Regions from separate parts of the Homo sapiens genome. Here region 2 is linked to region 1. Evidence: chromatin contacts called from ENCODE Hi-C or POLR2A ChIA-PET data. All regions are on one chromosome and are shown on one strand. The core of a region is the stretch at or near the end of the contact, and the rest is flanking DNA. Distances in the headings are between cores, read along the strand shown. Region 1 holds the start of OR6C2 (olfactory receptor family 6 subfamily C member 2). Region 2 has its middle 7.3 kb from the start of OR6C68.

Region 1 (3,408 bases), core at 709-3,208:
GTGTATAATTCTCTGAATTAGAAATATCAAAGACATTTGTCACAAGTATAGTTTTCTGGGACACAGAGCTAATACGTTTTAGCCAGGAAATAGGCAAATGAGGTTAGGCCCTAGTGGATAAATTAGAAATTAGAATAGCTGTGGTATAATTACCAAGAGTTTCATATGCACATCAATATTTGAGAACCACCTAGGCAATTAAGGAAGTTTGTTGCCCGCCCTTGACATCATCATCTAAGCTGCCTATCAGTGTTGTCCCTTATGCCATCAGCAATCACCTAATTTATATATTTATAATTTCAGGCACAAATGAAGGATGACTAAAATACTAACTGGCTTCTTTAATTTGCATTATGGGTCTTATTTTGTTCATGTCATCTCTGACCATTATGACATTCTTCAGCAAGAGGAAATGAGTTTATTTCTGTTCATGGAGCAATAACTGCTTCCAGTCCTTAGCCTGCATTAATTATTTATAATGGTAGCTACAAACATATGTCTTATCTGACAACACAGTCTCTAGGGTTCTTGCTATTTCTCCATCACTCAATGAAATTGTATCTCCTTATAAGATACCAATTAGTTTGTTATATGAATGCTTTTTCACCTGCTTTGCGTATAAAAAATTACTGCAAATATCATCAGTCTTCTGGGCCTGGGAAAATGAATTCCTTACTCTTATGGACATGTGCTTCATAAAATCCCATGTGATACATATGGCAAGGCCCATCTTGCTTTAAAGGTACCATTACAGGAAAATACATACTTATGCAGAAAGCCTAATACAAATCTGTTAAGAGAGATGGTACGAATCTGGCATAATGAGAATGAAGATGCTAACAGAGCATACTGGCCAGTAAGACACAGTCAGCTTGTCACATATGCTTACTTCTTAGTACTTCTTAGTGAAACTCTCAAGGTTTTTCAAGAAATCCATAAAACTAAAACTGTTGCCTTTGATTACCTTACTGCCCCCAAAACTGGTCTCTTTGCGAAACTCTCACACTATTCATCATCTTATTCCAGGAAAGAAAAACAGTTCCTTGTTTTCAAATATTCTGAGGTTTTTCATGTTGCCTCAATCCTCTTTCATGCAAATACCATTTTTGACTTTGTTAGATAAAGTCAATGTATTCTAAGTTTTGCTTTTATACAAGCAAAGTAGTGTACTAGTAATTTACTATGCCTTTTTCTTTGATTTTGGTTTAAGAACTAATTTTCTCCCAACTACTTCAGGGTCATGAAAAGTGCAATAAGCAGCATAAACTATGAAGTAACTGAGAATTGACATCCTTTCTGTCATCTTCGTTTTCATGCCTCTCCCTTTGAACACACACTAGGAAAAAGCTATCTTAGTGAAATAGTCTTCTACGCCTTGATCGTCTTGTGCAGTGCAGTGCATCATGAGCAACAACACAAAGGTCTCTCGGTCTTAGTGTCACTTAGACATTAAGGGAGCATTTTTGTTGAACTAATAAATATGAGGGATTGAATTATTTCTGGCCAGACATTTAACCATAAGAGAATATTTACAATTTAGAAAAAAGCTAACATTATAAGCAATGTAATATAAGCAATGTAATATGCTTTTTTGTATATATTCCAAGGATTTGGAAGCATATTTCTGTGTGTCCTTTATATTTTATGGGTGACCACAAACTACTGCATGTGTGACTACACAGGAATGCATAAATATGTCCTAGCTATGATGTTTAGTCTTGTCAAAGATCTGTTAATAGTTTAAAAACATGTTCGCTACAGTTTTCCATATTAAAAATTTGAAACAAGCTTAAACTAGCAAAATTACAGAAGAGTACTCCAACAAAAATTTCTTTCTCTTATCTCTCAAATGAGAAAGTAATTGTCATACCTACCTTAAAATACTTACTGTTTTGATAATTTTTCACGATTTCAGGTGGCAGCTCCCTAATGGGTTGAACTGTGTTGTGTTAAGGAAGTTGTAACTTTGTACTGGTTTAACTTGATCATCAACCTTCAGGTACTTCCTGAAGGATCTTGAGGTCTCCTAGTTTTGCATTTTCACGCTACAATAAACACTCTTTTTAGAAACTTCCTTATTTTACACTTTGGAAATATTTTCCTTGGACTCTGTCATAATGGTAAGAAATTTTGATGTAAGGGAGGAAAGCAACAGATTTCCTCTGATTTCAGAAGAGCAGAGAGTTAGCTTTTCTATCCCCAAAATATTTATTTTTTCTGCTCTATCTCTTGGAAGTGCACTGGGATCATATGAATAAATAGAGGATCCTTAGTGGCCAGGTTCAAACATCACTAATGAAGCTTCTGTGTAATTAACTTTGGCAAAGCAACTAAAATAGGAGGCAACAGAGACACTTTCTTTTGAGAGAGTAATGCAGAACAATAGCATCAGATAGAGGCCTGGTGCCCATGCTAATGAGAAAAATAATGCACAAGTCTGATTCTATTTCCTAATACACTTTTATAAGGATATGAGTATGTCTGTTTTTTAATAATCAAAATATTTTGCTTAATCTAATCCCCCATAATATAATTTGGTGAAGTATCTACCATATATGGAAATCAGTGTGGATGAAAGTTACTATGTATACAGAGATATTGTAAAATCAGTTCATATTGTGTTAATCATAGGATAACTTATTTACATTTGAAAAACAGAAGAAATTACATAGGTCAGATATATTATTTATTCTGTCTACAGACAATGTCTTGTAAGACCATCATTACATGGATGACCTTCAAAAACAGTTCACACCATTAAGAACCACTGTTTCAATGCATTCCAGCTTTGTAATGTTTGTTTCTGGGATTTTTAAATAAGCGTATTTAAAAGTAACATCTCAAACTGACTGTGAATGCTTTAAAAGTGCACAAAATTAGGTTTGGAGGGCTGGCCAGAAGTATTGCTTAAGGTTAAATAACAAAGAGATATGAAAGTCATAGCCTCTATGTAAATTTTTATCAATAAGATTTTATTGTTTCTTTTGTGTATGTTATGCTTCCATCATTAGATTCATTGTCAAGTATTTGTGTAGTTCTATGTTATTTTCAATTATATATAATATATAGTTATATAATATTTACATATTATTTATACATAGCATATTTTTGATATAATGATATTAGAAATTCATTTAATTTTGCAGATTACCATTGCTCCATCAACATTGTTAAACTTAATTATACTATTAAAATTGTCTATAGAATATGTTGAATGTTTTTATGTACACTTCGTAGATTTTTTAATGATTATTCAGGGCCCCTCCATTTAAAAGAAATTTATTTCTTGACCTGTAGACTTCCTTTGAAGTGAAAATATAGCAGCAACAGCCTAGGTTATGCTGCAGTAGTGAAAATTTTAGTAAAGTCATCACCTGAGATAATCTGAAAGGTAGATATATACCAAAA
Region 2 (3,131 bases), core at 76-2,575, 56 kb before region 1:
GAAATTGTAATCTGGATAAGTAACATAGGAGGGGAAATAGGAATAAAATATATGGACTTGTGATTAGGTGCTAATTTTTATCTTCTTTTACCTTTCTGTTTTATCAAATACTGGATTTGCTTAGGCATATTTTTGATGATTAGTTTCATCTGAAGTTTGCATAAAATTAAAATAGGATCATGAGAAAACCAGAGAAAGATTGAGCAGCATCTAAAGAGCATGAAATTTGGCCAGGTGCAGTGGCTCATGCCTGCAATCCCAGCACTTTGGGAGGCCAAGGTGTGTGGATCACTTTAGGTCAGGAGTTCGAGACCAGCCTGGCCAACATGGCAAAACCCTGTCTCTACTAAAAATACAAAAATTAGCCATGCATGGTGGCGGGCACCTGTAGTGCCAGCTACTTGGGAAACTGAGGCAGGAGAATCACTTGAACTAGGAGGTGGAGGTTTCAGTGAGCTGAGATCGTGCCATTGCACTCCAGCCTGGGTGACAAGAGTGAAACTCTGTCTCAAAAAATGAAACAAAACAAAGCAAAACAAAACAAACAAAAAAGATCATGAAATTTGCATGGGCTGGATGAAATGTTTGGTAATTAAATTTTATCCCTTAGGGTAAAGACAAATGGATTCTTAAGCCTTCTCTGTCTTTCTGTCTCTGTCTCTTGTCTCTCTCTGTCTCATACACACACACACACACACACACACACACACACACACCAGCCGAAATATTCATTTGTGTTTGTACAAACAAAATGAATGTACAAAAGCATACATTATTTATTTTCATTAGCTTCACAAAGTTGATGAAGCATACATTTTAAATATACATTTTGAATGTCCTTCTGTTACGGTCTCACCAATGCACCACAATGTAATAGTCTCTCCTGTGAGGTATTACCCGGAGTTCTTCGTCTCATGTCCAAGATGATTAAGGAGCACAGACACAAGGGTCAGGTTGGAGGAAAAGTTTAATAAGTGAAAGAAGAAAGCTCTGCACAGTGGTGAGGGGAGTCTGAGTGGATTTCCATTTTTACGGTTGAGTTCAGAAGCTTTTATAAGAAACTCTTCTCATCTCTGTAGCAGTTCAAGTAACTTCTCTTATCAGTAAAGCTGTCTGTGCAGCTCACTTTATCTTATGCAGCTGTGGGTATGTCTCTAGGCAAGCACAAAGCGCAGCTTTTTTTGTTTGTGTAAGTGTGGGTTTGTTTTAGGTAAGCCTGCCTCCTCCCTGTGCAAGAGCCCACAGAGCCCACTGTGTACTTGTCTGAAAAGAGAAGGAAACTTTTTCCTGGGAGCTTGTTAATCATACAAAGAACAAAGGGCTTGTATGCTGGACTTTGCCTGCCTGTCTGCCTATCTGTGGCTTATTTGTGCAGCTGTAGTCTGAATTTTCACCAGACTGATCTATTTTTGCCTGTAGCTGTAATTTTTCAGGCAGGCAGCTTCTCTAAGGACTGGTCTCTTAGTTGTTTACCCAAGTAATTTTTCCTTTCCTTCTCCCTCACTTTTACTCCCTGCAAAACCCAGGGCATAGGTATGTGGTTTTAGATGAGCTAATTGGATTCTTAAAACTGGTACTTCAAATCTTAGTGAGTGATATAAAAATGAAGGAAGGTGAGATTAGATGTTGTATTAGGCTGTTCTTACCTTGCTATAAAGAAATACCTGTGACTGGGTAATTTATAAAGAAAAGAGGTTTAATTGGCTCACTTTTCTGCAGGCTGTATAGGAATCATAGCACTGGCATCTATTTGGCTTCTGAGGAGGCCTCAGGAAACTTACAATCATAGCAGAAGGCCAAGGGGGAGCAGACATGTCACATGGCCAGGGCAGGAGCAAGAGAGAGCAAGGGGGAGGTGCTATACACTTTTAAATGACCAGATCTCACGAGAACTTACTATCATGAGGAAAGCACCAAGGGGGTGGTGGTAACGTATTCATGAGAAATCTGCCCCCATGATCCAATCACCTCCGATCAGGCCTCATCTCCAACATTGAGGAATACATTTTGACATGAGATTTGGGTGAGGACACAGATCCGAACCATGTCATGTATTCCTACAGCCTTGCCAACATCTGGCTCAATGGCAACAGCTTCAAATGAAAGTTGTTTTTAGCAGATGAGAACTCTCGACAGTATCTGTAGTCTTTGGGAAAGACCCTTCCTACTGCTCATCTCATCTCTGCTCATGATCACATTCTAGGCTTGCTTAATTAAATTTATCAGAGCATTTACATTTTGCAGTAAATTTCTTTTCTGCTTAACTTATTCTGGGCCAGTTTCTATATGCTACCCTTTGCTGCAGAGCAAACCATTTTAAAACTTAGTGGTTTAAACTAACAGCCTTTTTTTTTTTTTTTTTTGCTTATAATTCTGTTGTGAATTGTCAATTTGGTCAGGGTTCTGCTGATGCAGTTCCTCTCTACTCCAAGGGATGCTGGCTTGGCTCAGTCAGGTATTACCAATTATTTAGTAAGTCAAATGAGGACAGATCTGTTTTGTGCAGTCCTACTCACATGTCTGGTGGTTGGTGTTGGCTCTGGATAGGCCACACATATTTCCAGCAGGTGAGCCCTAGCATCTTCACATAATAATTGTGTTCCAAAAGCAGAAAGACGGAAGGCAAGCTCAAATGTACAAGCATTTTCCACTTCTCCTTGTATCATTTTGCAAATGATACAGCAAGGGAACCATGACTCCCTAGTCCATTAATGAAACGATCTGTTATGACTTCTATTGTTAATAACCCTAGGAAAACCCAAAGTGCTGTGGAGGCATGTAGGGTGACAAAGCTTTTGATTCAGCTAGAAATGTTTGCTTGCACGTATGAGACACCTATTTTCAACTTGTTAGAGACAATAGACTCTGTTGATTGATGTGAGACAGAAAGTCTGATGGTAGGGCTGGTGCTTGGTACACTATGATTCAGAAATTCATGTCACTTTTTTTTTTCTGGTTCCACCTCCCTAAGAATTTTTAGGTTCTACTCTTCTCAGTATGACTTTTTATCCTCATGCTGGCTCCCTTTATAGTAGCAATACTTGTGACAGCAGTTCTGCATATAATATCCTTATATAACATCAGTGAGAAGAAAGAAAGTAGTCTGGTCTCTAGGGTTTTCAGGAAAAATT

Evidence for each region. A loop is a pair of places that touch in the nucleus more often than their neighbours do. ChIA-PET counts read pairs that join two places held with the same protein, here RNA polymerase II (POLR2A).
Region 2: a loop to region 1 is called in a map of HepG2, with 2.7 times the contacts of the local background. The contact joins the enhancer-like site here to the promoter of OR6C2 in region 1. A Hi-C loop is called at or near these places in 1 of 168 maps with a recorded cell type or tissue (HepG2). POLR2A ChIA-PET finds 5 or more read pairs at or near these places in 1 of 52 experiments (activated CD4-positive, alpha-beta T cell).

The regions. Positions count from the first base shown.
Region 1 is chr12:55,442,626-55,446,033 of GRCh38, reverse strand. It overlaps OR6C2 (olfactory receptor family 6 subfamily C member 2), which reads right to left and starts at 1,958. Exons shown (of 2, transcript NM_054105.2): 1 at 1,875-1,958. All of the region lies in intron 1 of LOC124902940 (a long non-coding RNA gene), which reads left to right.
Region 2 is chr12:55,498,150-55,501,280 of GRCh38, reverse strand. No RefSeq gene overlaps it. Among named protein-coding and RNA genes, the nearest start is that of OR6C68, 7.3 kb to the right of the region's middle. Within about 2 kb of position 1,325, at least 3 of the 41 ENCODE cell types and tissues checked have a DNase peak (open chromatin) inside an H3K27ac peak, as active enhancers do.